4 separate regions of the Homo sapiens genome follow, and all the other regions are linked to region 4. A link is a loop called in an ENCODE intact Hi-C map of the cell type or tissue named here. Cell type or tissue: PC-9. All regions are shown on one strand. Region 1 holds the start of LOC105377160 (a long non-coding RNA gene). Region 2 has its middle 36 kb from the start of RYBP. Region 3 has its middle 110 kb from the start of RYBP. Region 4 overlaps LOC105377161 (a long non-coding RNA gene).

Region 1 (5,000 bases), 170 kb before region 4:
AGGCATATACCACCATGCCCAGCTACTTTTTGTATTTCTTGTAAAGACGGGATTTCACCCTGTTGCCCAGGCTGGTCTCGAGCTCCTGGGTTCAAGCAATTCACCTGCGTCAGTCTCCCAAAGAGCTGGGACTACAGGCGTAAGTCACTGCGCCTAGCCAGTTCTGCAATGTTTATTAAAGCCCCGGGCCCAGAAATTGCTTCCCCAGCAGCTTGTTCTTTTTTTATTATTATTTTATATTTGAGACAAGGGTCTATTTTTCTCAGGCTGGTCTCGAACTCCTGAGCTCAAGAGATCCTCCTTTCTTGGCCTCCCTAGTATCTGGGACTACAGGCACATACCACTGTGCTCGGCTACTGGCAGCTTGTCCTTGATACTTGAATTTCCACCCTTAGAGTCAGAGTCATAGAATGTTGAAGATGGAATGAAGAGTTAAGACCATCCATCTAGTACTGTCTTAGTTCAGAGGCAAAAACCCAGGGGCAGAGAGATCACAGAGGGCCTTCACATACATTGTTGCCTCTCACAGCTGCCTCTGTGTGAATTACCATTGACACTGGCAGGGTATGTAGTTCATCCAAGTTCATTCCTGCAACTCTCCAGGTTTTGTACCTGGACTTCAAAACCTGCTTTTCTGATTGCAGATTCTATTATGCTGCAAATGGAATCCCTAGAACTCAAATATCCTGACATTCATTAAGAGTAAGGTTAAGAAAGAGACTTACCCACAGGAACATCTAATAATGTTCGGGTCTATGTACACATTGTTATGAGCTGAACTGTGTCCCCACCCCCACTCCCAAATCAATATGTTGAAGCCCTAGTCCTGGCTACCTCAGAGTTTGACTGTATTAAAGATAGAGTCTTTAAAGAGGTGATTAAGTTAAAATAATGCCATTTGGGTGAGCCCAGTCTGACTGGTAACCCTATAAGAAGAGGAAATTTAGACACTCTACATAGAAAAATGAAGACAAATGCACACACAGAGGAAAGACCGCGTAAAGACACAGCAAGAAGGTGGCCTTCTGCAACCCAAGGAGAGAGGCCTCAGGAGAAACCAAACCTGCTGACACCTTGATCTTGGACTTCTAGGTCCTGAACTGTGAGGAAATAAATCTCTGCTGTTTAAGTAGAACAGTTTGAGTTACTTTGTTACAGCAGACCCAGCAAACTTATCCACACATCATGAGTTTGTGGGTAGCTAAAGAGAGGCTGCCCTGGCCAGGTGCAGAGGTTCACACCTGTAATCCCAGCACTTTGGAATGCCGAGGTGGGCGGATGGCTTGAGCTCAGGAGTGCAAGACCAGCCTGCCCAACATGACAAAACCCTGTCTCTACAGAAGATACAAGAATTAGCCGGGCATGGTGGTGCATGCTTGTAATCAGCTACTCAGGAGGCTGAGGTGGGAGGATCGCTTGAGCCAGGGAGGTCAAGGATGCAGTGAGCTGAGATCATGCTACTGCACTCCAACCTGGGCAACAGAGCGAGACCCTGCCAAAAAACAAAAACAAGAGAGAGGCTGCCTATGAGATAATAATAACCAACACATAGGGAGTGCTTACTCAGACAAGGTGCTAAGCACTTTAGGTGTTAACTAATGAACTAATAACTCAATGAATATTAACAATAAGCATATGAGGTAGATTATATTACAGTGCCCCTTTTATAAATTAGGAAGTTAAGAAGCAGTAAAGTTAAGTCACTTACCCTGAGTCGCACATCTGGGAAGTGACTGGGCTGAGACTTGAACCGAGGCAGCTTGGGCTCCAGAGTCCAGGCTCTGAAGGAGCTAGTTAGTCAGTTATGATCATTTCTATCTTCCAGATGCGGAAACTAAGACTTAGACACTGGTCCAACCCCACAGCCAGGGTGTGGCAGAACCAGAATTTCCAGTTCTTTGTACTTCATCACAAACCAAATCCCTGGAACTCAAGAATCCTGAAAGTTGTTAACTGAAGGAAGGAAAGGGGCCCACCCGGAGGAGGAAGGGCAAAAATCTATTTATACACAAAACAGCTTTGCAAGGGGGAGAGGCACCTGATATAAAAGTTTTGGGTCACTTGAAGCATGACAGGAAGATGGTAAAATGGAGCCAGAATCTGAGAAGGCTGGGAAGAGGGGGAAGTACCAGCTGCAGAGGTTTGAAGGGCGCCATGTCCCTCACCTCTTCAGAGCTTCTTCTCCCTGTTGCTACCGCCAAGAGAAGAGAGGTAGGGTATCTTGCCCAAGGTCACACAACTGGGAAGACAGTTGGCGGGATGCATTCAGGTCTCCTGACTCCAAGTCCATTCTCTTCTTACTTTTATTTTTAGTCTTGACAGATATTTATGAAGTACCTACTATGAGCCAGATACCACGTGCTGACAATACAAGGATCACGGACACTGCAGGCCTCACAGTCTGGAAGAAGGAGGCACATGAGCAGGTGATGGGAACAGGGAGGTGGCCGGGTGATTGGTCACTTGTCACCCTATGTTCTTTTGTCTGCCAGTATTTTCCCCTTTCTCAAGCAGACTGTTGATGCTGCCCGTCTTAGGAAATGTGGCAGAGGAGAAGCAAAAAAGGCCCGTCAATCTCTGCCTCTCGTGTTCCCTGATCCGTAATTCTAAACCCCCGAAGTCCCTGGTAGGAGAACTGAGAGTAGGTGGGGGATAGACAAATGTTTGGAAGGAGGAAGGTCAGGGGAGTGCTTCCTCCAGGCACCGGGGAAGGAGAGAAGATGAAAAGTTCATAAGGTAGAGGGGGCTGTGGGCCAGAGAGGAGGGGGAGCCTGCCTACAAATGGGGCTGTGGGAAGGTGGCCGGACCCCGGAGCAGGAGTGGCAGTGGTTGTGTGTCTATGTACAGGCCACTGTGCAGAGCCTCCAGGATCTCTAGCCTGGGTTGGGCATTGCCAAGACAACTCCTGGACTTGAAGGGGCCATGAAGGGGAAACTAGGGATATCTCTATGGCAACCTGTGATTAACACATGCCCTGAGACCAGATAGACACCCCCCTTAGCACTGAAATTGAGTCAGGATATGGGTTCAAAATAAAAATCAAGGTGACAGAGAGAGAACAATAAGGAAAGACATTTCTGGCATGTCTGAAATTCCTACCTGCTATGTTATGAGAGACACACATCAAAGTGTATGGGAGCATACTGGCCAAGCAGTATGGTTCAGGGAAACAAGTCAGGAAGGGTATCCAAGGTCAGGGAACAGCACATGTGGTGACACTAAGGAGAAGAGCCTTGTGGACTGCAAGGCAACCAGTGTGCTGGAACTTGGAGTGCATGTGGATTGGTGGATGTGAGCATCCAGAGAGGTAAGCTCTGCCTTGAAGCATCTTACGAACCATGCTGATTGGTTGGATTTTATCTTGAAGACAACGGTGGGCTATTCACTGATGATGGTTAGATTTTATCTTGAAGAAAATGATGGCCTATTCACAGACTATAATTGGGAAATTTATAGAATTTACATTGAATTTTTTTAAATGTCTTTAGGAACAATGCAGATAGTAGTAGCTTGGATCAGAGTGAGAAAGGGAACAGAAGACCAGTAAAAATAACAAATAACTAAAAAAGACACGGAGAGGGTTTCTGGGAAAAAATGAAGAGATTTCCAACAGTAAAAGCTGCTGGACTTAATTCATGATTGGACACTCTGGATAAGGCAGAGGGAGGAGTCAAGAATAATACCCAGGTTTCTGACTTGGGTGACTGAGTGGATCGTGGTGCTATTCACAGAGATAGAGTCACAGGAGGAGAGGCTGTTTAGAGGAGGAAATATTGACCTAAGTTATAGATATGATGAATACAGTGTGTTATTTGGGACGCTTGTGTCTGCAAGTAGCAACCACCACAGCAACAACAAACCCATACAAACCGTGAGGAAATGTATTATTAATATTCAACATAGTTGAAAGCTCCAGTCCCAGATGAGGTACAATCAACTTGTTCGTAAGCACACAGATTCCATCCTTTTCTTACTAGCTTCAACCTGACATTGGTTCTCCTCATGGCTGCAGACAGTTGTCACCACTCCAATATTACAAGGTGCAGCATCGAAAGGAAGAAGAGGGACCATTTTTTCATGTGTCTTCTTAGGAGGGAGAAAAACCTTTCCCAGACGTCCCCAGCAATCTTCCCCTTCGTGTCTTACTGGCAGAATTGGGTCATGAGCCCACTCCTAAAATAATCACTGGCTTTAGCCAACCATCAGGAATGAAATGGCAGTTGGGGAGTACACCACCCCACCTCTACAAGGAGGCTGTGTCACATGCAAATGGAGATAGCATGAAAACAGTTGGAAACCAGCATCAGAAGACAGATTTTGGCTGAAGATATCATAGAGGAGTTAACTACAGGAAAGGCTGAGAAGAAGCCCCAGCTGAGACAGGGGCAGAGAGGAGAAAAAGGAGCCAAACACAGAACTCTGGAGAACACCTCTATTTAAGGGAGGGGCTACTTGAGAAGGCACCATTAGAGTTTAATAGCTGAGAACTTGACTCTGGATTCAAACAGACCTAGGTTGGGATTCCCATTCCTGCTACTTATTAGCTATGCCGCCTTGGGTGAGGATCCCTTAATCACTCAGAGCCTCAGTTTTCTTATCTTTTTTTTTAAATTAAATTTAATTTAATTTTTTCTGAGATGGAGTCTCGCTCTGTCACCCAGGCTGGAGTGCAGTGACATGATCTCGGCTCACTGCAACCTCTGCCTCCCTGGTTCAAATGATTCTTGGGCCTCAGCCTCTCAAGTAGCTGTGATTACAGGCGTGTGCCACCATGCCCAGCTAATTTTTGTATTTTTAGTAGAGATGGGGTGTCACCATGTTGGCCAGGCTGGTCTGGAACTCCTGACCTCAAGTGATCTGCCCGCCTCGGCCTCCCAAAGTGCTGGGATTATAGTCATGAGCCATCACTGATGTTTTCTTATCTTTAAAATGGAACCAATAAGCCCAGGAATGCTATGAATTGTTGATACGAAGAGGCATACAAAGCCTAAACACAAAGC
Region 2 (5,000 bases), 150 kb before region 4:
ATATGGTTTGGCTCTGTGTCACCACCTAAATCTCATCTCGAATTGTAATTGTTGAGGGAGGGATCTGGTGGGAAGGGATTGGATCATGGGGGTGATTTCCCCCATGCTGTTCTCATGATAGTGAGTGAATTCTCATGAGATCTGATGGTTTAAAAGCATTTGGCAATTCCCCCCTCTCTCTCTTTCTCCTGCTGCCATGTAAGACTTGCCTTGCTTCCCCTTTACCTTCTGCCATGATTGTAAGTTTCCTGAGGCCTCCCTACCCATGTGGAACTGAGACAATTAAACCTCTTTTCTTTATAAATTACCCAGTCTCAGGCAGTTCTTTATAGCAGTGTGAAAACTGACTAATACAAATACGTTGTGACTCTGCCTTATATTCTCTTGGGTTATTCATTCTAGAGGAAGCCAGCTGCCATGTCATGAGGACACTCCAGTGGCCCTATGGAGGGGTCCTGCAAGTAAGGACCAGAGGCCTCCCTGTCAACCTGCCAGCAGGTGTGAGCCATCTTGGAAGCAGATTCTCCAGCCCAGATCTTCAGATGACCACAGGCCCAGGTGACCTCCTGACTGCAACCCCAAGCCACAACCATGCAATGAGCCACTCCCTCTTTCCTGCCTACCATAAACTGTGTGAGAGAATAAACTGTGAGTGTATTGTCACTTTGGGCTATTTAACTGAGCAGAAATCTGTTATGCTGCAATAGATAATCAACCCTTCAGCTTTGGAGCCATCTAGGAAGGTTTAGGGACCAGCATGGCTTTGGGAGGAGCAATTCATTCCAAGCCAATTTAATTTCCTCTCATGATGAAGTGACCTGGCATGCGGATAAGGGAGCAATAAGTGTATCTCCTCGCCTCTGGAGGGCTTTTAATTCAATACCACATGCCACTCTCATCAACATGCAGGGAGGCAGGGTCTGGGCAGTGGTTCATTGATTTGGCCCTAGGAGAATACACGTAGGAGCTCATCCAGGACTTGAGGGAGGGGAAGGAATATGGATATTTCTGTGATCTGAATGTGTCCCCCAAAATTCATGTGTTGGAAACTTGATCCTTAATGCAATAGTGTTGGGAGGTGGAACCTTTGGGGAGGTGTTTAGATCAGGAGGGCTCTGCCTTCATGAATGGATCAATGCTATCACAAAAGGGCCTGATGGAGGCAGTTTGGTTCTTTTTTTGCCTTTCCTTCTGCCTTCTGCGTGGGAGGGCACAGCATTCAAGACACCATCTTAGAAGCAGAGACTGGGCCCTCACCAGACACAAAACCTGCCAGTTCCTTGATGTTGGACTTATCAGAATCCAGAACTGTGAGAAATAAATTGATAAATTACCCAATTTGTGGTATTTTGTTATAGCAGCACAAACAGACTAAGATAGATACTAATACTAATACAATACCAACATCAAAACTGCTAGCAGGCTGGGCATGGGGTTCACACCTGTAATCCCAGCACTTTGGGAGGTCAAGGCAGGCAGATCTCTTGAGGCCAGGAGTTTGAGACCAGCCTGGCCAACATGGTGAAACACTGTCTCTACTGAAAATATAGCCAGGCATGGTGGTGTGTGCCTGTAACCCTGAGTAATCTTGGGAGTCTGAGGCACAAGAATCGCTTGAACCCAGGAGGCAGAGGTTGTAGTGAGCCGAGATCCTGCCACTGCCCTCCAGCCTGGGTGATAGAGCAAGATTCTGCCTTTAAAAAAAAAAAAAATGCTGCTAGCAATGCACTTCACTAATACTCATTTTACACTGCTAATACTTGTCACCCAGAAAACCTCCCTCCTGGAGAGCCCCAGGTTCTTCAGAACTCAGTAATCACTCTTTAACAAACAAAGAAAATGGTTTCAGCCCCACTGCAGCACTCTGACACATCTTCAAAAACTCCACAGATTTCCAGAAAGACATACCTTCTCCTGGTCAGTGGGGGTTACGCCCTCGGTCACCACTGTCATCTGGTCCTTAGCCATCATCCTCTGTTCCTGAAGCTGCCATTCTCTCTCCCCATCTCTGTTACCCCTGGACCACCTCACATCTGCCATGCCTCATAGCATCATGAACACAAAGCTGGTTCCCAAAAGTGTTTGTGGATAACGGAAGGGGTATTGCAGTCCTGCATATCTGGTCAATTACAGGAACACAGCATCCTGGTTCTTGGCTGGGTGCAGCGGCTCACATCTGTAATCCCAGCACTTTGGGAGGCAGGTGGATCACTTTAGGTTAGGAGTTTGAGACCAGCCTGGCCAACACGGTGAAACCCTGTCTCTACTAAAAATACAAAAAATTAGCCGGGTGTGGTGGTGCACACCTATAATCCCAGGCACTTGGGAGGCTAAGGCAGGAGGATCACTTGAACCTGGGAGGTGGAGGTTGCAGTGAGCCAGGATGGCACTGCTGCACTCCAGCCAGGGTGACAGAGCGAGGCTCTATCTCAAAATATTTTAAAAAGTAAAAAATAAATAAAAATAAAAAAAGCAATATAGCATCCTGGTTCTTGAGTTTTCTGGACTGTCCCTACACCGGGGGCTTCTCTTGCTCTAGAGATGTCCTTGCTAATCATTGCTCTCCTGAGCTGCCTCTGTTTTTCTCTGGACCCTCTCCTCTCAATCCCTTCCTGCTTCCCATCTCTGTGGCCTTGGCTTCTTCTTAACAAGCTTGCCACCCCCAACTTCAAATTCCTGTCAATTTGTTGTAAACAAGCTACCTCTGTTTGTGTCTTGCCTTTTCCCACCAGGGAGGTATAGACATGGTTAAAGACACGGCCTCTGGCACTGGAAGGCCTCCTTTTCACTCCCAGCTAGGCATTCTTCAAATCCTTCCTATCCCTATTTTACAGCTGACAAAACTGACTTCCGGGGGATTTGGTTTTGCTCAAGGACCCAGGGTCCTTCAGGGGTAGGTAGGAAAGATCTGGGACAACTCCCAGGCCTCTTCCAGGCAGAAGGAGAAGTAGGTTGGAGAATGCTAGTTGAGGGCACCTGCAAAAGCTAAATCAAGACTGCCTGAAGCTTAGGAGGAAGGAAATGTGTGTAGATTTAGTTCCTAGAGGGCTTATAAATAGGACCATTGCTCATTTGTCCTGAAAAGTCGCTGGGCAACCTTCCCGAGGTGAGGGGTGGGGGCGGGGCCACATGCCCTCCTGAGGTCATTTCTAGCTTGATGATTCACACGGCAAAATCCCAGCGTGGGTTCAGCGCCCCTCCCCGCACCCGCCCCGTGTACTTTCATTTTGCATTATGATTTTTCACTCAAGCTGATGCGAACCCAAATTGATGTCATTTCCCTCCCAATAAGCTCTTGACCAGAAAACATCTAATTCTCCATCTAGCTGGGATTTTTTTTTTTTCACTCAGTTTCTATAAAATCATGCTGCAGTTTGCCTCGATATTTTCTTCTCTTTTAAAGATAGCATTTGTCAAGGCTTATCTTCTGGTCGTAAAACTAATATATATGCTCACTGCAAAAGAATCTGGAACACAAGAGGCCTGAAAGAAGAAAATAAAAATTATATATAGCATCACACACGTAGACAAACAGGAAAGATCATAGTATGTTTTCTTTCTGTCTTCCCCTTGTATATATATCTTTAACATAATTAGATCAAATGCTTTTTTAAAAATCTATTTAAGAGTGAGAGGGAAGAATCATAGATTCTGGCTTCAGCAGAACATGTGTTTTAATAGGTTATATTTATTGAGGGCTGAAAATGTTCTAGGCACTTTACTCAGTGTGTATTGGTGGAATGTCAGCCATTTATGTTCATTGCTTTTCAAAATCCTCACAACAGCCCCTGAGAAAGATATTACTATCATGCCCATTTTACAGGTGAGGAAGCTGAGGCTCTGAGACGTCCCAAGAACAGCTGGTTCATAAAGCAGCTGGGATTAATTTTAATTAAAGTCATCTTGCTTCCACAGGCTGGGCTCTTAAACTTTTTATTTATTTATTTATTTATTTATTTATTTATTTATTTATTTACTTTTCATAGAGACAGGGTCTCACTGTGTTGCCCAGGCTGGTCTCGAACTCCTGGGCTCAAGCAATCCCCCCAACTTGGCCTCCGAAAGTGCTGAGACTACAAGTGTGAGCCACCACACCTGGCCAGCTATTAACCTTTATAGTATGTATAGAGTTTGTCACTTCATAGGGATAAGTGCTTCAATTGGGAATGCCATGAAGGCAACACTGGCCTGCTTCTCATGTAACTAAGAATTTTTTTTTTTTTTTTTGAGACAGGGTCTCACTCTGTCGCCCAGGCTGGAGTGCAGCGGTACAATCTCGGCTCACTGTAATCTCCACTTCCCAAGTTCAAGCGATTCTCATGCCTCAGCCTCCTGAGTAGCTGGGACTACAGGCACACACCATCACACCTGGCTAATTTTTGTATTTTTTGGTAGAAACGGGGTTGCACCATGTTGGCCAGGCTGGTCTCGAACTCCTGACCTCAAGTGATTCACCCACCTCAGCCTCCCAAAGTGCTGGGATTACAGGCACGAGCCACCTCACCGAGCCTGTAACTGGGAATATTTTAATCAAAGCACAACATACTCGTGGAACAAAGATCATGCTCCATTCTGACCTTCTGCAACCCTTTGCTTTAAAGAATATATAGGGAGAAAGGAAACTGGAGGAAAAGGTCATAAGCGTACTTGCCAGTGCTACTACAAGTTTGCCCATGCCTTCCTATAAGTGTTGCTATTTTAGTGCTTGATGGACATCTAAAGTGTCCCTGGGCATGGGGGAGCTGAGAGGTGCTGGGGCTCAGCACAGATGCTGTAAAGTGACTGCTCATTCTTTCTGTGGCCATTCATTGACTACCTACCGTGTGTCTCTCAGGCACAGTGCTCAGCATGTACTCCAAATGTAATCTGTATAAAACCAGCATGCCCATGGGGTCGGCTTCAAAGTGTTGAAGTGATATCATAATGTATTAGTCATTCTCATAAAGTATGCTCATAAAGACATACCTGAGACTGGGTAATTTATAAAGGAAAGAGGTTTA
Region 3 (5,000 bases), 290 kb before region 4:
GGACTCCTGCCAGTGTTCACCCAGGTAACGGAATTGCCTGGGGAGCCCTGCTTGACTCCAGGGAAGCCGGCGGGGGGGGCCCCCAGGCAGAGAAATGAAGTGAGCAAGACACCTCCCGTCCCCAGCCTTCCCCCGCTCATCCCTCTCCTCCAGAGGAGCTGGAAGGAGGAGTTCCTGCAGAAAGAGTCCACACCCAGGAGGACACTGTGCTCGGGCTTATGCCAGGAGGCCGCCCCCTACCCCAGCAAGGGCGGCGACAGGAGGCGGAAACCCTGGGAGCAGAGGGGGAGGGGCCGGCCCAAGGAGTGTCTGAGCGCCTTCTCCCAGGCTGCCTGGAACAGGATGTTCCAAAACGAGGAGGCTAGCCAAGAAGCAGGGCGTGTGTGCGTGTCTGTGTAGCGTATGTGTGTGTGTGCGTGGTGTGCATACGTGCATGTGGTATATGCATGTGTGCATGTGTGGTGTGTGTGCCCTGTGTTGTAAGTGCACGTGCACGTGGGAGGGTGTGGTGTGCGAGGGCTATGTGTGAGTGTGGTGTCTGTGTGTGACGTGTGGCATATGTGATGTATGTGGTGTGTGTGGGTGTGTATATGCATGTGGTATGTGCACATGCACACGGTGTCTGGTGTGTGGCGGGGAGTGTTTGTGTATGTGTGGTGTGTGTGTATGTGTGGTGGGTGTGGGTCTGTATGTGTGTGATGTGTGTGGGTGTGTATGTGTGTATATGTGGTGTGTGGGTGTACGTGTGTGGTGTGTGGGTATGTGTGTGGTATGTGTGGTGGTTTGTGACTGGTGTGTGTATGTGTGTGGTGGGAGTGTTTGTGATTGTGTGGTGTGTGTGTGGGGGGGAGGGACTGGCACTGTGGAACACCAGGACAGGATCTGAGTGTGGGTGGGTTAGGTTCACCTATGTAGAGCAAGGCGGAAGTGACGAGGAAGTGGAGGAGCAAGAGGAGAGGGAGGAAAAGGAAGGGGGAAGCGAGGGAGGCAAAAGGAGGAGGCCAGCGATTGCAGGGGTATCTCATACTCTCACTCTCCCCTACCTGGGGACAGCAGGGGTGTTGGAAAGGGCACTGGGGGTCCCTGCTCTGAGAAAACCCTCATGGGGCATCCAGGTGGTGGACTGGAAAACTGTCCCAAGGGTCTTCTGCCCTCTCTCCATGGCCGTCAGCCCCATGGCCTCTCTGGCTGACAAGTGGGTTCCCCTGAACTCATATGTCAACTTAATTGCCTCCCCCTGCCCCTATCCTTCCTGATGAATAGGAGTAGCTGGCTGACTGGGGACCACTTATTCTGGACATTGCTGAAGAGGGTCAAGGCATGCTTTCGGTTTGATCTAGGGTTTCTGTCAGTGATCGCTAGTGATTCATGTGATACTGTAAGAAGTCAGTCAGGGCCTTGGTGTTGACAAGGTTAGATGATTGATTGACTGACTGACTGACTGACTGACTGACTGACTGATGGTCACTGTGGGTTTCACTGTAGCTGGCTGGCTGTGATCTGGACTGACCAGGCCATGGACTGTGGGAGCTTGTGACTATGACTGGGCCAACTGCAACTGGGCTGATGGATTCAGTGGATTGAACATGACTGGTGAGGAGACAGGTTGACAAGGAGACCAACTCATTGACCACATGCATGATGGACTGACTGGCCAGTTGATGACAATGGGTTTGGTGTATGGTTGACTGGTTGGTTGTTTAATTCAAACTGACTGGATAACTAGGCAGCTTACTATGACTGACTATTGTGACTGCCTGCCTGGCTGACTGAGGGAATAACTGAGTCAGTGTGACTGGCAGGCTGATTCAGACTGACTGGATGTCTGGATGACTATGATCTCCTAACTGATAGCCGTCAGTGATGATCTTGACTGACTGACTAGCCGGCTCTGGGATTGGCTGTCTCTTCCAGACTGACTTGGTAACCGTGGGTCTGACTGTGACCCCTGCGTCTTGACTGACCGCCTTGATTGCATGCCTGACATTTTGAGATCAACTGACTGGCTGGTTGCCTGGTGTTTCATTGTGGCTGTGGCACAGCCTACGGCTACCTGTGACTAACCATGAAACTGACTACACCCAACTCACAGGACAGACCGGGTGGACTGACCACCTGCCTTAGTCATGGAAAACTGACTCTGGCTGACTCAACTGCCAGAGACTGACTGAGATGAACAGGCCAGCCAAGAGACAGCTGGGTGACTCGTGGTGAGTGGCTTTGTCTGACTGGATGGCTGTGACAATGTAACTGAGTCTGGCTGTGAGACAATAACCTGTGGATTGACTGACTTGAATGTGTTGACTGGGTGGCTGAATCTGATTGGCTATGTGGGTGACTGATGACTCCTGGCTGACTGGCTAACCCTGCCTTGACTGACTGATTGATGGGCTGACAGATCGAGTTTGACCAGGCAGCAGGAGACCTGCTGACCACGGCTGTGACTCACTGTGTGAGCGGCCATGTCTGACTGTGTAACACAATCTGACCAAGAGACAATGACTAATTGACTGACCAACTGACTGAGATTGGCTGGGTGTCTGACTGACCAGCTGTGACTGCAACTCCTGATGTGAGTGGGCGTTGACTGGGTGGCCCTGACTCGTATAGGCAAGTCTGGCTGTGAGACAACAGCTAACTCCCTGACTGGCCCAGTGTGCCAACTGGCTGACTGCTTGAGGCTGGCCAACAGACCAGCTGACCGTGCCTGGGACTCACGGTGTGCGTGGCCATGCCTCACTGTGTGGCCCTGGCTGTGTCTCGGAGTCTGACTGTGAGACAAGGGCAGACTGACTGACTTTCCTGGCCAACTGCCTCCAGGTAGCCTGTCAACACAGTCCCTACCCTTCCCAAAACCATTAAAGTGCTGCAGTGGGAGCTGGCCCAGCCTGAGGGGACAGAGCAGCTTCTGTGGAGCAGCAGGGACAGGAAGAGGGAAGCAGGAGCCGCTGGAGGGAGAAGAGGAGTAGGCCCTGCCCAGGAATGGGCCACACGGAAAGTTCTCCACCTCACCCTGGCGGGGGCTGGGTCACAGGCACACGTTCTTGGAGCTGTGTTTTGGCTCTAGTCTTATAGCTCCTTTGTTTGGGGGTGAGGGGGGAGGGGAGCTGGGGGAACCTATAAACATATTGAGCCAATAACTCACCTACAGGACTCCAATTATAGGGCTGGGGGAGAGAGGATAGCTGGGTGGGGGTGGGGCGGGCCACGGGCAGCCATTTATGGGGCTTGGATTGGGGCCAAACGCTGCCCTAGAAAATCCAGGTCTTGGAATGCAGGGCTGGAGAAGTCTTAGGAAGGAGCAATGTGTCTGTCAGTCACACCTCTGTTACCGCCACCATTTTATAGCTGGGGAAACAGAGGCCCACAGCCCTCAAGAGCCCAGGGCATTTCCCACACCCGGCCCCCCCTGGGGCTGTCCCCCAGAGCCCGGGCAGGTGGTGAGCCTCAGCCCTCCCTTACTCTCCCGCAAGATGCTGGGCAGCAGAATTTGGGGGGCAGGGTCGATGACCTTGGGCAAGTTACTCCATCTCTCTGAGCCTCAGTTGCTTCATCAGTTAAACAGCTGTTTCTGATAGAAGCCACTTGGCAGAACTCGGATTGGGTGCCCAGATGCCTCTGCCACCACCTGTGTGGTCTCCAGCAGGGAGCTTTGCATTTTGCGCCTCGGTGTCCCCATTCACAAATGGGAACGGGCTCAAGAAAGGCACTTACTTCATAAGCTTGTCATGAGGAGGAAAAACACAATCCACATGAAGACTTCAGCTCGGTGCCTGGCACCTAGTAAACAACCCAGAAATGTGAACCTGCACAATGATTAATCCTCATCTCTTGGGAGGCATTAGGATTAATCAAGATCTTTGACGCGCATGTACTTGGGAAGCCATGACGTTCAGCCCCAAAGTGTTGGGAGGCACAGGGGCACAGCCTGGTAATGGTGCCACCGATGAGCCCAGCTGGGCCCTCCGCAGCCACCCTGAAATGCCACCTGCTTCCCCAAAGGATCTTACAGACCCTCTGGGAGGCACCAGCTGCTCCTGATACCACAGCCACTGGGGCCTGGTCCCCAGGGACAGGGAGGTGAAAACAGGAGGAAATTTTCTGGGGTTCCCCCAGGTAAGAGCCAAGGGCCCAGGTGTCACACATAGGCCTTGGTGGGGACAGGAGCCTCTTCCAGGAACGCCCAGAGTCTCAGGCCCTCCAGAAGCTGAAGAAAAAGCCAGACTCTTCTCTGAAGCTGAGAAGAGTAAGGGCAGCCAGAAAGGCAGAATTTCCCCAGGAGGCTGAGAACCTGGGTGTGGGCCCAGGAAAATCCCTCCCACGGTAACACTGCTGTCCTGTTCTCAGAGGGCTGCTGGGGAGGTGAGCTCATTTGACCTTCACAGCCACTTATAACTGTAAATTACAACACGCCAGGTAATAAAGCATCCCCAAGGTCATAGCCAAGGAACTTCAGGGCCACCTCCTGATGCATTCCTTCCTCATTCATTCCTTCAGCAAGTTTTTATGAGCATTTCTTCTGTTGAACCAGGCAGAAACAACAGTGATGAGGGCCCGGTCTCTGGCTCTAGAGGTGTGTAGTCGGGAGGACAGCACAGCAGAGGCTTAAGACCTCAGATTCAGGAGCCAGGCAGACCCACTCTTGAATCCCAGCTCACATGTTTACTAGATCTGCAACCATGGGCCAGTGGCTTTTCTCCTCCGAGCCTCAATTTTCCTATCTGTAAAATGGGAATAGTTATGGCACCAATCTTACTGGGTCATGGTGAGGATTTAACAAAATATTCAATAAATGCTTAGAAAATATGTTCCAGGGAGCTGTGAGTGTGTCCCTTCTGCCCCATAATTCCTTCCTCATCTGTAAAGTGGGCATACGGCCCTACCCTACGGGGTCACTGTGAAGAATGAATGAGCACTTAGCACTGTTGCTACCACCTCACACAGCTCTAGTGGGTGCTGTTCACACCAGGGTTGATCAGTCATGGCCTGTGCAGCTCTTC
Region 4 (5,000 bases):
GTTACAGGAGGTTGGTCATTACTGATGGCCAAGCACTGGCCATTAGTAACAAGGAGGCCTTGGCGAAAGTCTAGCATAGGATGAGAAACTTGGAGGCCGAAGGTTAAGTTGCCAAACCCGGGTGGTGCACTGAAACGTAGCCTAAGTGAATCAGGAAAGCCCCGACCTCTGAGTAATCCACATTAGGCAAGAGCACTCCTGAAAAGCTGTATGCGAATCCAATGCTGGTCAAGGGAGACATGGTGTACAGTCATGCATCGCTTCGTGAAAAGGCTATGCTCTGAGAAATGCATCATTGGGCAATTTCATCATTGTGCAAGCATTTCAGAGTGCACTTACACAAACCTAGGTGGGAGAGCCTCCTACACACCTAGGCTAGATGGTGTAGCCTGTTGCTCCTAGGCTACCAACCTGTACAGCACGTAACTGTCCTGAACGCTGCAGGCAATTGTAATACTGTGGTAAGTATTTGTGCATCTAAACACAGAAAAGGTACGGTAAAGACACTGTGTAAAAGATAAGAAATGATACACCTGTATAGGGGACTTACCATGAACGGAGCTTGCAGGACTGGAGGTTGCTCTGGGTGAGTCATTGAGTGAGTGGTGAGTGAATGCGAGGGCCTACGACATTACTGTACCCTACAGTAGACTTTATAGACACTGTACACTTAGGCTATACCAAATTTATTTTAAAATACACTTTTCTTTCTTCAATAATTAACCTTAGCTTACTGTAACTTTTTAATGTCATAAACTTTCTAATTTTTTTAAAGCTTTTTGACTCTTTTATAATAAGACTTCAAACACAAACACAGGCCGGGCGTGGTGGCTCACGCCTGTAATCCCAGCACTTTGGGAGGCTGAGGCGGGCAATCACTTGAGCCCAGGAGTTCAAGACCAGCCTGGCCAACATGGCAAAACCTCGTCTCTATTAAAAAATACAAAAATTAGCTGGGTGTGTTGGCGCACACCTGTAGTCCCAGCTACTTGGGAGGCTGAGGCACGAGAATTGCTTGAACCCAGGAGGTGGAGGCAGAGGCTACAGTGAGCAGAGATTGTGCCACTACACTCCAGCCTGGGTGACAGAGTGAGACTCTGTCTCAAAAAACAAAACACAAACACAAACACATTTTTCAACTGTACAAAAATATTTTCTTTCTTTGTATTCTTATTCTATAAGCCTTTTTCTATTTAAAAATTATTTTTTTTTAAACTCTTTAAACAGTTTTTGAGAGGGTGAGGTAGGAGGATCACTTGAGGCCAGGAGTTCAAGATGAGCCTGGGCAACATAGCAAGACCCCACTCCCTGCAAAAGGAAAAAGAGCCAGGCATGGTGGCTCATGCCTGTAATCCCAGCATTTTGAGAAGCCAAGGTGAGAGGATCGCTTGCAGCCAGGAGTTTGAAACCAACTTGTACAATATAGTGAGACCTTGGTCTCTATAAAAAAAAAAATAAAAATTAGCTGGGCATGGTGGCTCCAGTATGTCATTCTAGATACTGGGAAGACTGAGGTGGGAGGATCACTTGGGGCCAGAAGTCTGAGGCTGCAGTGGGCCATGATTGCTGCCCTGCCCTCTACCCTGGGTGACAGAGCAAGACCTTGTCTCAAAAAGACAAACAAACAAAAAACTAAAACCAACCAAACAGACAAAAAAACAAAGACACAAACATACATGTTAGCCTAGGCCTGCACAGGGTCAGGACCATCAAGATGTCACTAGGTGATAGAAATTTTTCAGCTCTATTATAATCTTAGGAGACCACCATCGTATATGCAGTCTATCATTGACTGAAAAGTCGTTGTGTGGCACGTGACTGTATACTCAAAAACAGTAGATAGCTGCATTGGTTTGGGTTTCCTGAGAAGCAGCCCTTGAGACCAGGATCTCAGTGCAGGTGGTTTATTTGGGAGGTGAAACAGAAATGAGTAAGGAAGTGGAGAAATGAGACAGGCAAGAGCAGGCAGTTAATAAAGAGTGAGAAGAGTGAGTTACCACCCCACTACCACTGCCAGCAACTGGGGCTTCATCTCACGGGGATTTTTGCAGGGGCAGGGAGCCTGTAAAGACCCCTAAATTCCTAAACACAGGGAATTCTGTAAACAAATGATAGGATATGCTCTCAACAGAAAATGATGAAAAAACAAAAATAGATAATTTAATAAAAATTATTTATAAGCAATTTTTCACTGTAAACAAAACTTTTACTTATCTGTTCTTCCTCAGATTTCTCCATAGTGAGCACCCACAGATGACTTGTTTGATAAAAATGATAGACATTCCAAAAAACAAAACCAAAAAAGTACAACTCTAAAATATTTTAGGAGAATTTGCTAGGTAAAAAAAATGCTAAGGCAAATCCTGAAAAACAATGCTCCCCTCCAATAAGGGCCTCTTGGTTCCCTAGCTTGTCTTTGATATGAAAATGCAATTTTAAAAGAGGGGTGGAATATTTCCACATAGACAGCTGGCTGAGAGCCAGATGCACCTCTGCCTGATACCAAAGGAAGCCAGGTGTTTGCTGATGCCTGTGGAATCCAGGCACACACCCCCTGGCCACATCTTGTCATCCCAAGATGAGGCACTGCTCCTCAGTGCACCCCAGTCTGCGTGCAGCATCTGAAAAGTCAGGCTGGGGCCATTTGGCCCTGCCCTTCCCATCAGGCCCGCGGCCTTAGCAAGCTGGAGCCTGTTTGCCTAGACCTAGTGGAGTGGAGGCCTCTGCTGAGAGATCTGGAAGATCCTGTTGGGCAGGACCAACTTGATGGATGACCTGCTCATTGCCAAAGGAAGGCGGGGTGAGGGTGCAGATTCTCCTCCCCGAGACACCAAAACGTGCCCCAGGGGACCTTAGAAAATAACTGCTCTTCTCTCATACAGGGGCACAGAGTTGCTTCCTGTCAGATGGCAAATGGTAATCATGGTGGCTTTAAATATTCCCGCACAGCCTGGGGTGCCTGAAAGCATTTCAGAATCATGATGGGCAAAGCTGGAGGATACATTTTCCTTTCTTGTGCACCAGGTACGAAGACTCTCAGCTCCAGGCACAGCAGGAAAGTATGCCAAGTGCCTCTTGGCACTTCTCCTGGAAGCGTAAGGGGTCCCCTCCTTCATTCAGGCACCAACCTCCTTGCTCCCCACCCGCTAACTCTGCTATGGCCAGCCCAAACTTATCTTCTCTCCTGTTCACCCATACATCATCTTCCCTTCCTCTGAAAAACATTCCATCAAAGTTCACATTGCTCATTGCCTAGGGTTCAGCTTAATATTCATGGAGAAAATGATCTAATCAAACTACGTATTAACGAATAAGAACACCTTAATGTACTCAGCCAAAGGTATGAATCTCAAACAGCTGAATTTTACCATTTGGTGGCAGGCCAGTGAGCAGAGGCTTGTTTTGCTGAATGCCTTCCTAAAAAAAATCCCAAACCAGAACACCTAGCAACTGGAAATTGGCACTGCCCACCATAATTTCATAGGGAATATAATCTGTTAGAATGTTAAGGGAACTTGAAGACTACATCATAAAAATAGTAAACATGATTTGAGTAATTTTTATGCTGTACAAATTATCTTTTTTTAATCCATGCAATAGATATTCTCACCCCATTTTATAGATGCAGAAGCTGTGGCTTAGAGAGGTTAAGTAACCTTCCTATGACCACACTGCAACGGAGGAAGTTGAGATCTGAACCCTGAAAGCCTGGCTTTAGTTTGAACTCTTCTATGCATTACTGTCTTCCACTTCTTTTTGCAGCCTAGAACACTGAGATTGTATGAGGATTGGAGATACAGAGACTGATGAGTGAATGAGCAAGGCCAGAATCTTCCTACTTCTTGGCACTAGTTCTCTTTTATCAGAAAACAGGAAGTGCAATTCTATGAGTCACAGAGGTCAGAAGCAGGTAGGGAGAGCCTGACAATTACTTCTAACTAATTGGTATTCAATGTCTTTTAACCATGGCAACCTTTGTTCAAGTGAGATCTTACTTGGAAGTCCAATATATTCTGCAGATAAAAGTGAGTTCCTCGGGTTAAAGGTGCGAGAGGATAGCCCAAACTTTAATCTTGAACCTACAGTGGCCCCTGTGGCTTTTCCATGGAAGCCCTAGGCCTTGAGAAGCAGATCTGGAAAATCACTCCTTGTTGTTGATTGCAAAAATTGCCAAAATGCATTGCAGCTTCTCCCATCAAGAGGCAGAGCTATTTTCTCTACTCCCAGAACTGGGGTGGGCCTTGTGACTTGCTTTGACAGAATGCAGCAAAAGTGACATGGCGCCAGTTCTCAGTTGACGCCTCAAGAGACTTCATGCTCTTCTGTGCTTGCTCTTGGAACCCTTCCACCACCAAGTGAGCAAGCCCAGGTTGGCCTGCTGGACGGTGACAACCTCAGTCATCTCAGCCCAGCTCTCATTGTGCGAGAGCAGGATGGCCTGCTGGATGGCGACAGCCCCAGTCATCTCAGCTGAGACCGTCGCAAGCCAACCTGGCAGCTGATCATGCCCATCTGAGACCAGACCAGCCCAGTACAGACCCAAAGGACTGCCTGGCTGAGGCTGGCCAAATTGCTGACCTACACAATTGTGAGCTAAAGGTGAGTAAATGATGTTTTAAGCTATCAAGTTTTGGAGTCATTTGCTTTGCAGCAATAACTAATGGATATAGTTCCCTAATAGAAGAATCTCAAAATGACACCAAGGTCTTCCCCTCCGGTCTCCAAATGTGGAGGAATGGCACAGCAAGGAGTCCCTCCCCAGACATCCCCTATCCCCAATCCTAACCCAAGGCCCCCAAATCCACCTCTGCCTTAGGATGTAATGGGCAAAGGAGAGGCATCCCCAGCTGCCCTTATTCCAAACAGAATGACAATCACAGAGGGGAAATGAAAGACTCCTTTACATGATCCTACAAGAGCCAAACTTCCATCTAAAGAATTCAGTTGGAAATCCACTTGTGTGCAGCTGTTTCCTGCAAGTGCTTCAAGGCTTGTGGCAT

What was found. A loop is a pair of places that touch in the nucleus more often than their neighbours do. Peaks named below come from ENCODE experiments on the same cell type or tissue, not always from the same donor. Only the 100,000 strongest peaks of a DNase experiment are listed, where the experiment ranks them.
Region 1: it touches region 4 in a loop (10-fold over the local background); 5 of 110 quality-filtered maps call a loop at or near these places.
Region 2: a loop joins it to region 4, with 10 times the contacts of the local background. A loop is called at or near these places in 4 of 110 quality-filtered maps.
Region 3: it touches region 4 in a loop (18-fold over the local background); 2 of 110 quality-filtered maps call a loop at or near these places.

Annotation. Positions count from the first base shown.
Region 1 is chr3:72,456,700-72,461,699 of GRCh38, forward strand. It overlaps LOC105377160 (a long non-coding RNA gene), which reads left to right and starts at 1,922. Exons shown (of 3, transcript XR_940961.3): 1 at 1,922-2,211; 2 at 2,314-2,426. In PC-9, no CTCF peak of the experiment used is centred here; a DNase peak (open chromatin) is centred at 1,882.
Region 2 is chr3:72,479,954-72,484,953 of GRCh38, forward strand. No RefSeq gene overlaps it. Among named protein-coding and RNA genes, the nearest start is that of RYBP, 36 kb to the left of the region's middle. RefSeq lists an enhancer at 2,556-3,056. In PC-9, no CTCF peak of the experiment used is centred here; DNase peaks (open chromatin) are centred at 3,088 and 4,928; H3K4me3 peaks cover 849 bases; H3K27ac peaks cover 908 bases.
Region 3 is chr3:72,336,858-72,341,857 of GRCh38, forward strand. No RefSeq gene overlaps it. Among named protein-coding and RNA genes, the nearest start is that of RYBP, 110 kb to the right of the region's middle. RefSeq lists a silencer at 2,544-2,653. In PC-9, no CTCF peak of the experiment used is centred here; DNase peaks (open chromatin) are centred at 2,114 and 2,474; H3K27ac peaks cover 1,836 bases.
Region 4 is chr3:72,625,558-72,630,557 of GRCh38, forward strand. The region is part of intron 8 of LOC105377161 (a long non-coding RNA gene); the gene reads right to left. Among named protein-coding and RNA genes, the nearest start is that of RYBP, 180 kb to the left of the region's middle. In PC-9, no CTCF peak of the experiment used is centred here; DNase peaks (open chromatin) are centred at 214, 564, 2,714 and 3,924; H3K27ac peaks cover 4,624 bases.